Regions from separate parts of the Homo sapiens genome. Here region 2 is linked to region 1. Evidence: chromatin contacts called from ENCODE Hi-C data. All regions are on one chromosome and are shown on one strand. Each heading gives the region's core, a stretch centred on a gene start or an enhancer-like site at or near the end of the contact. The rest is flanking DNA. Distances are from core to core; before and after follow the strand shown. Region 1 holds the start of LMAN1 (lectin, mannose binding 1). Region 2 holds the start of RELCH (RAB11 binding and LisH domain, coiled-coil and HEAT repeat containing).

Region 1 (2,911 bases), core at 269-2,768:
TCTAGAAATGAAACATTTTGTTTCAAGAACTGGATAATCTAAAGTGATGTATAAAAACCTTATATAAAAGATTACTTATGGGGGAGGTGGGAGGGATAGCATTAGGAGATATACCTAATGTTAAATGACTAGTTAATGGGTGCAGCACACCAACATGGCAAATGTATACATACTAACCAACCTGCACGTTGTGCACATGTACCCTAAACCTTATAGTAAAAAAAAAAAAAAAAAAAAAGATTAATCACACACAAAGATAGAATTCAAACTGCCAGAGCTCCTCATCTCATATAAAGGCATTTGCCACTTGTTCAACGGGTATATCTGATGGTCACTGAACAGAGCTTATGTCATGCCAAGTGCTACGATTGACTCCTTAGTCAGCAGTGACACATCAGCACTAAAAAGTGCAGATATGTTTTCTTTCACGTAAGTAAATGCTCTAGCAAGGCTCTCTTATCTACAAAAGTGCCAAACACAGAGAGTGAATAAAATATGAACCCAAGATTATTTCAATGCTTCCAATTTTTTTAAAGGGCTAAAAATGTAATGCTATTCTTAGTCTCAGGTTCAGAAACAATCAATCCCTAAAAATATATCCCTTCTCCTAAAAAGTTACATAATGTGTTACTACGAGAGAAAAGATCAAAGACCACACCAAGTCACTGAGAGGAAAATGTGTAGTTCCAACAGTATAAGAATGTCTTCTGACATACAAAGACTTAAAAAATTACTCTAATACTACTATATGCCATCTCAGGAGCCGTCAGTGGGCATGGGGTTCAAGCGAAGCATTAACCATTGCTAACACCGGAGCAAAGAAATCGGGGATCGGGGGTGGGGGGTGGAAGCGGGAAAGGAAGTAAGGGGGCTTCTAGAACATGTCTCAGGTTGGGATGGCTGGGGGTAGGGCACATTTCTCCTAGAGACGTGGCGTTGTGAAACATGATACCTAGAAGCAAGTTTGAGTGCTAGGAAGTGTAGGAGGTAACCAAACACCTCTAGATCCAACGGAAAGTACCGACGAGATCAAAGAAGGGAAGACAGCAGGCGGGTGAGAGAGAACAGAATGGGTGAGGGAAAGACTCGGGGACAAGCGGAGGGAACCGTGCGAACCAGGAGGGACCCGGCGGAGGGGCTGCCAGGAGGGTCCCCTCCACAGCGCATATGGTGTGCAGCTGCTGGAACGGGAACCTCAGCACACCAGGGTAGCCGCGGATGAAAGGCGAAGAGGCAGCAGAAGGGGGAGAGGAACCCGGCCCCCAGCCCTCTGCTCCGGCTTACTCCCCGCGTGGGCCCAGAAGGGCACGGTCCCGTCGCTCTGCACCAGGTGCGGCCCCTTGAAGCTGTATTTGTACTCGAAACGGCGATGTGGCAACGCGACCGCGGGGTCTCCTCCCACGCCGTCGCCCCGGACGAAGCGACCGAGTGACAGCAGCAAGGCGCAGAACAGCGGCCGAACTCTGGCCCGGAGACCCCTTTGCCTGGATCCCGCCATCTTGGATTCTGGAACGCGGAGGAGGGCGGGAGAGGGAGGGGCGCGGATGGCTGCGGATGGCCAACAGGGCGCTCGCTGATTGGCAGAGCCCGGGGGACCCCCAAGGGCAAGGGGTGAGCCCCGCCCCCGGCCTCCGCTTTCCGCGCGGCCGCACGGCCAGGAGCAGCTGTGGGCGGGGCCACGCGCAGGGGGCGGGTCTGGGGCGGTGCGGTCCTTCGGCCCCGCCCACCCTCCGGGGGTGGGGAAAGGACTCCAACCTTCGCTTCCCGCGCGGCAGAGTGCGGGAAGCGCCGATGGGTCCTTACCTGCAGGGAGCTTTCTCCGGCTTCTTAGAATACCTGGGAGCAGGAATTGGCTAGCCCTAAGACCTCTGGACCCAGCCTGTACAAAACCTTTTTAGTATATTAGAAGAAAGGTGTTCCTTTTGATGTGACATCAGTTTTTCAGTGGCACAATCCCGAATGCTTATGGTCCCAGCCCACTGAGCTCTACCAAGCTATGTTAGAGCGTTGCAAACTAGAAACCAGCACCCACGGGGTTGTAGGATGCCTTAGGATTTATAAGTTGGTGTCGGAAAGAGGGTTTCTGTGAATTTGTCAGCCAGCCTTTACATCTCAAAATTTAATTCCAAGAGCTTTCCAAATTTTGAAACCATGGCAAGAGTGCATTCAAATGAAACTGACTTTGGTTTGGTTTGGTTTTGGTGAGAGGGATAATGTGCTATGGACCCAGGCGTCTGTAGAACCTGGACATTTGATATAGGATCGGTCTTCCACTCAATGAATACGTTCTATATTTTAAAGGGGACTCCTCTTTCCCTTGCTTAGGAAAAAATATCGTCAAAATATTCATGGTAATCCAAAGTTTTGTTTTTTCAAAAATGTGTCATGATGAGTTTTTCAAGTCCAAGAAACAGCAGTATGATTTATATTGTTTTTACACATGGCTTTTTATTAGCTCTGTTCGTGTGGGCTACATGAACGCCACACTAGCCCTAGGGACTCAATACCCGCATTACTTAAACTTATTTTTCATTAACTTCCCAGTTTTGGAAGTTGAATCCCATCTTCGGATTCATGGGCCATTACTGTTAAATCTCTTTCTAGTGCTCAAATAAAACCTTCAAGTTGAATATGGATTTAAGGCTTTCCGCCTGCTAGTCTCGAGATGTAATTTAAATGAAAGTACCATACTTACTGCTATCTCAGCAGCAGCAGTAACAAACATTTATCCACTGTATGGTGTATGTGCGTCATTGCCCTGGACTCTCCATGGTTTTCAACCCATAGGATTTAATCATTTTATTTTCTTTGGTTCTCTCATTGCTCTGGCAACCAGCTCTATGCCTTGCACAGAGTGAAGATTCCATAAATATTTGTTAAACAAACATTAATGTTATAAAAATGGCAAACA
Region 2 (2,976 bases), core at 224-2,723, 2.8 Mb after region 1:
TCAGATCATAATCAAGGAATGACATAAAAGATAAACGTTGATCTTCTAAACTTAGGATATGTACTTTATATGCTAACATTTCATCAAAAAAATCAAAACTCTCTGAAGCATTCAACTTTTAAAATAGTTCTAAGTTCCAAAACCTTGATTCTAGCCTGCATGAACGAGTCAGAAATGTTGCAGGAGACAGTGGATAAAGAATCGTTTGGGACATAAGAGAAATGATGTTAATTCCTTTGACTCCTTATTAGCGGAATTGATTTTTTTTTTTTTTTTTTTTTTTTTTTGAGACGGAGTCTCGTTCTGTCGCCCAGGCTGGAGTGCAGTGGCGCGACCTCGGCTCACTGCAATCTTCGCCTCCGGGGTTCAAGCGATTCTCCTGCCTCAGCCTCCTGAGTAGCTGGGATTGCAGGCTTGCGCCACCACGCCCAACTAATTTTTGTGTTTTTAGTAGAGAAGGGGTTTCACCATGTTGGTCAGGCTGGTCTCGAACTCCCGACCTCGTGATCCGCCCGGCTCGGCCTCCCAAAGTGCTGGGATTACAGGCGTGAGCCACCGCGCCCGGCGTGGAGCTGATTTTATAACAACCACTCTTGGCTTAAGTTTACTTATCTGTCTACTGGTGAGACAGCATTAGATATTCTGAAGGGTCCCTGTTGTGTAAATCGTGTATTAAATCCTAAGCGTTTATTGAGTACCTAACAATTTGTTTTCCAACTCGACGATGTTCCCAGATCCAGGCAAATGCCAACCTCAGCGTTCCCTTTTCCGTTTAGTCTCTCCAGCCCCCGTCCCCACCCACAGGCAGGACCACCTCCGGGGCTGAGAAGTCGTGCTGTCGCTAGGCCTCCCGAGTGTGCAAGCATGTGGCAGAGAAGGGAAAAGAAAGGAAGTCACATTCCGACTACAGGCCTGGGCACTTGCTATCCATGGGGACAAAATGTCACCACTGGCAGCAAATAGCGAGAAAAAGTGCAGCGCAGTAGGGAAACAGCGCGTCCGCGGGCGCGACACCACAGTTTGGGCGCCGACACCCTCCGCGCACTGGTCCCTGAACTTTACCTGGAGCTTATCCCGGTCAGGCCTGATCTCGAAAACGAGGGCTCCTCAGCGCGAAGGCAGGACCCAGCTCCATTAAAGCTCTCGGGCAGTGGTCCCCTCTACCCACTGAAGCGATAGCCGGGAGGGTATTCCTAAGCCACCACTACAACCACCCCTCAATTCCGGAACGCCCCCAATACCTGCCCGGCCGCTGCTGCTATCGCGATAATTCTCGGGCCAGTCTCCCGTCAGTCCGCTCCACGCCTTCCTTCTCTGACCAATCATGGAGGAGTCGTGGGTGGAGTTTTGCTTTTGAGCGGAGAGCGGGGCCTTCAATCTTTGCTATCTGGCGCTGGGAATGGGCGGAGCTGAAGTGGGCTGGGGCGGGGCTGGGGCGGGGCTAGATCGGGGAGAGGGGCAGGGGCACGCTCCAGTTCTCGCGAGACTGGAGACCAGGAAGACGCCTGCAGAGCCGGGCTGCTGGTGCAGCAGAGGCTGAGGCATCAGGTGCAGCTGCATCCGGATCTCCTGCCTTGGAGCGTACTCCTTGTCTCTAAGTCGGGAGGCAGGACGTGGTCAGGCCGGGGCTGTGGAGGTGCGCTGTGTCCCCTGAGGCCTAGAGGATTCGGGCTGCGGCCCGTCGGAACCAGTCAGGGAGGCGCCCACACTCCTGACAGGATAAGATGGCGGCGATGGCGCCTGGAGGTAGTGGCAGTGGTGGCGGCGTGAATCCATTTCTCAGTGATTCGGATGAGGACGATGACGAGGTAGCTGCAACAGAGGAACGGCGGGCAGTACTTCGGCTGGGCGCCGGAAGTGGCCTAGATCCTGGCTCTGCGGGCTCGCTGTCGCCACAGGATCCCGTGGCCTTAGGAAGCAGTGCGCGGCCAGGGCTCCCTGGGGAGGCGTCGGCGGCTGCAGTGGCCCTGGGGGGCACCGGGGAGACCCCGGCCCGATTATCAATTGATGCGATCGCTGCTCAGCTGTTGCGCGATCAATACTTGCTGACCGCCCTGGAGCTGCATACCGAGCTGTTAGAGAGTGGCCGGGAGCTGCCTCGGCTGCGCGACTACTTCTCCAATCCAGGCAACTTCGAGAGGCAAAGTGGAACCCCGCCGGGGATGGGGGCGCCAGGGGTCCCTGGAGCAGCCGGCGTTGGGGGCGCTGGAGGTCGGGAACCGAGTACAGCGTCGGGCGGGGGACAGCTCAGTAAGTGGACGCAGCCTGTCACACTCCGGCAGGGTATTTGGGATTGTACGGAGTTACTGTAGGGGAGAGGGGGTATTTCTGCGTGGGTCCCGATAGGGACATTTTAAGGAACGAGAGTATTGGGGTGGGGGCGCTCTTTTGCGGTGGAAGCAAGAGGATCAGGCAATGACTGTTCTCTCTGCCTGCTTCCAACCCTTGGCTGGTGTTGCACTTGGCTCCTGGCTCCCCTACTGGTGTCAGTATCTATAAAATATCAAGAGTTTCTAGTTCACTGGCTATTACGGGACTCCAGAAGGTTCCCTTTTATACTAGTTTATTGCTTTAAGCATTTTCCTTTTTCTCCAGTTACCTGAATCACACTACCAGGAAATAGTGTTACCTGAATTGCCTGCAGTAGTTCTTTGAGTCTGAGCCAGGAGAGAAAGAATAGGACACACTGCTGCTGTCTCCGAAAAGTCAGATGTACTTAAGACCCTTTGTCTTTGGGACGACTTTTTCACCGCCAAAATTGGGTTTTCTGCTGCACAAAATTTGTTCTGTTGAGATAAAGTTGATGTAATTCAGTTTCAATGCCTTAATTTAAGTAATGTCCAAAATTACAGGAAATCCAAGGAGCAAGGCAGACAGGTTCTACCAGCAGTCTGTCTCACCATCCCACCACCTTGCAGGCTTTTCTCTTTGCATTAGATAGGAATTGACCTTTTTACCTTGGAATGATTTTTAGCA

The links. A loop is a pair of places that touch in the nucleus more often than their neighbours do. Pooled maps may share reads with other maps.
Region 2: a map of CD8-positive, alpha-beta T cell shows a loop between it and region 1 (10-fold over the local background). The contact joins the promoter of RELCH here to the promoter of LMAN1 in region 1. A Hi-C loop is called at or near these places in 4 of 168 maps with a recorded cell type or tissue (CD4-positive, alpha-beta memory T cell, CD8-positive, alpha-beta T cell and naive thymus-derived CD4-positive, alpha-beta T cell) and 13 of 50 pooled maps.

What each region holds. Positions count from the first base shown.
Region 1 is chr18:59,357,747-59,360,657 of GRCh38, forward strand. It overlaps LMAN1 (lectin, mannose binding 1), which reads right to left and starts at 1,519. Exons shown (of 13, transcript NM_005570.4): 1 at 1,285-1,519. The coding sequence starts at 1,498. RefSeq lists enhancers at 934-1,033, 1,044-1,093, 1,284-1,473 and a silencer at 1,504-1,803.
Region 2 is chr18:62,185,782-62,188,757 of GRCh38, forward strand. RELCH (RAB11 binding and LisH domain, coiled-coil and HEAT repeat containing) reads left to right here and starts at 1,474. Exons shown (of 29, transcript NM_001346231.2): 1 at 1,474-2,250. The coding sequence starts at 1,725. It overlaps PIGN (phosphatidylinositol glycan anchor biosynthesis class N), which reads right to left and starts at 1,275. Exons shown (of 31, transcript NM_176787.5): 1 at 1,063-1,275. RefSeq lists silencers at 777-989, 1,940-2,159 and an enhancer at 1,580-1,789.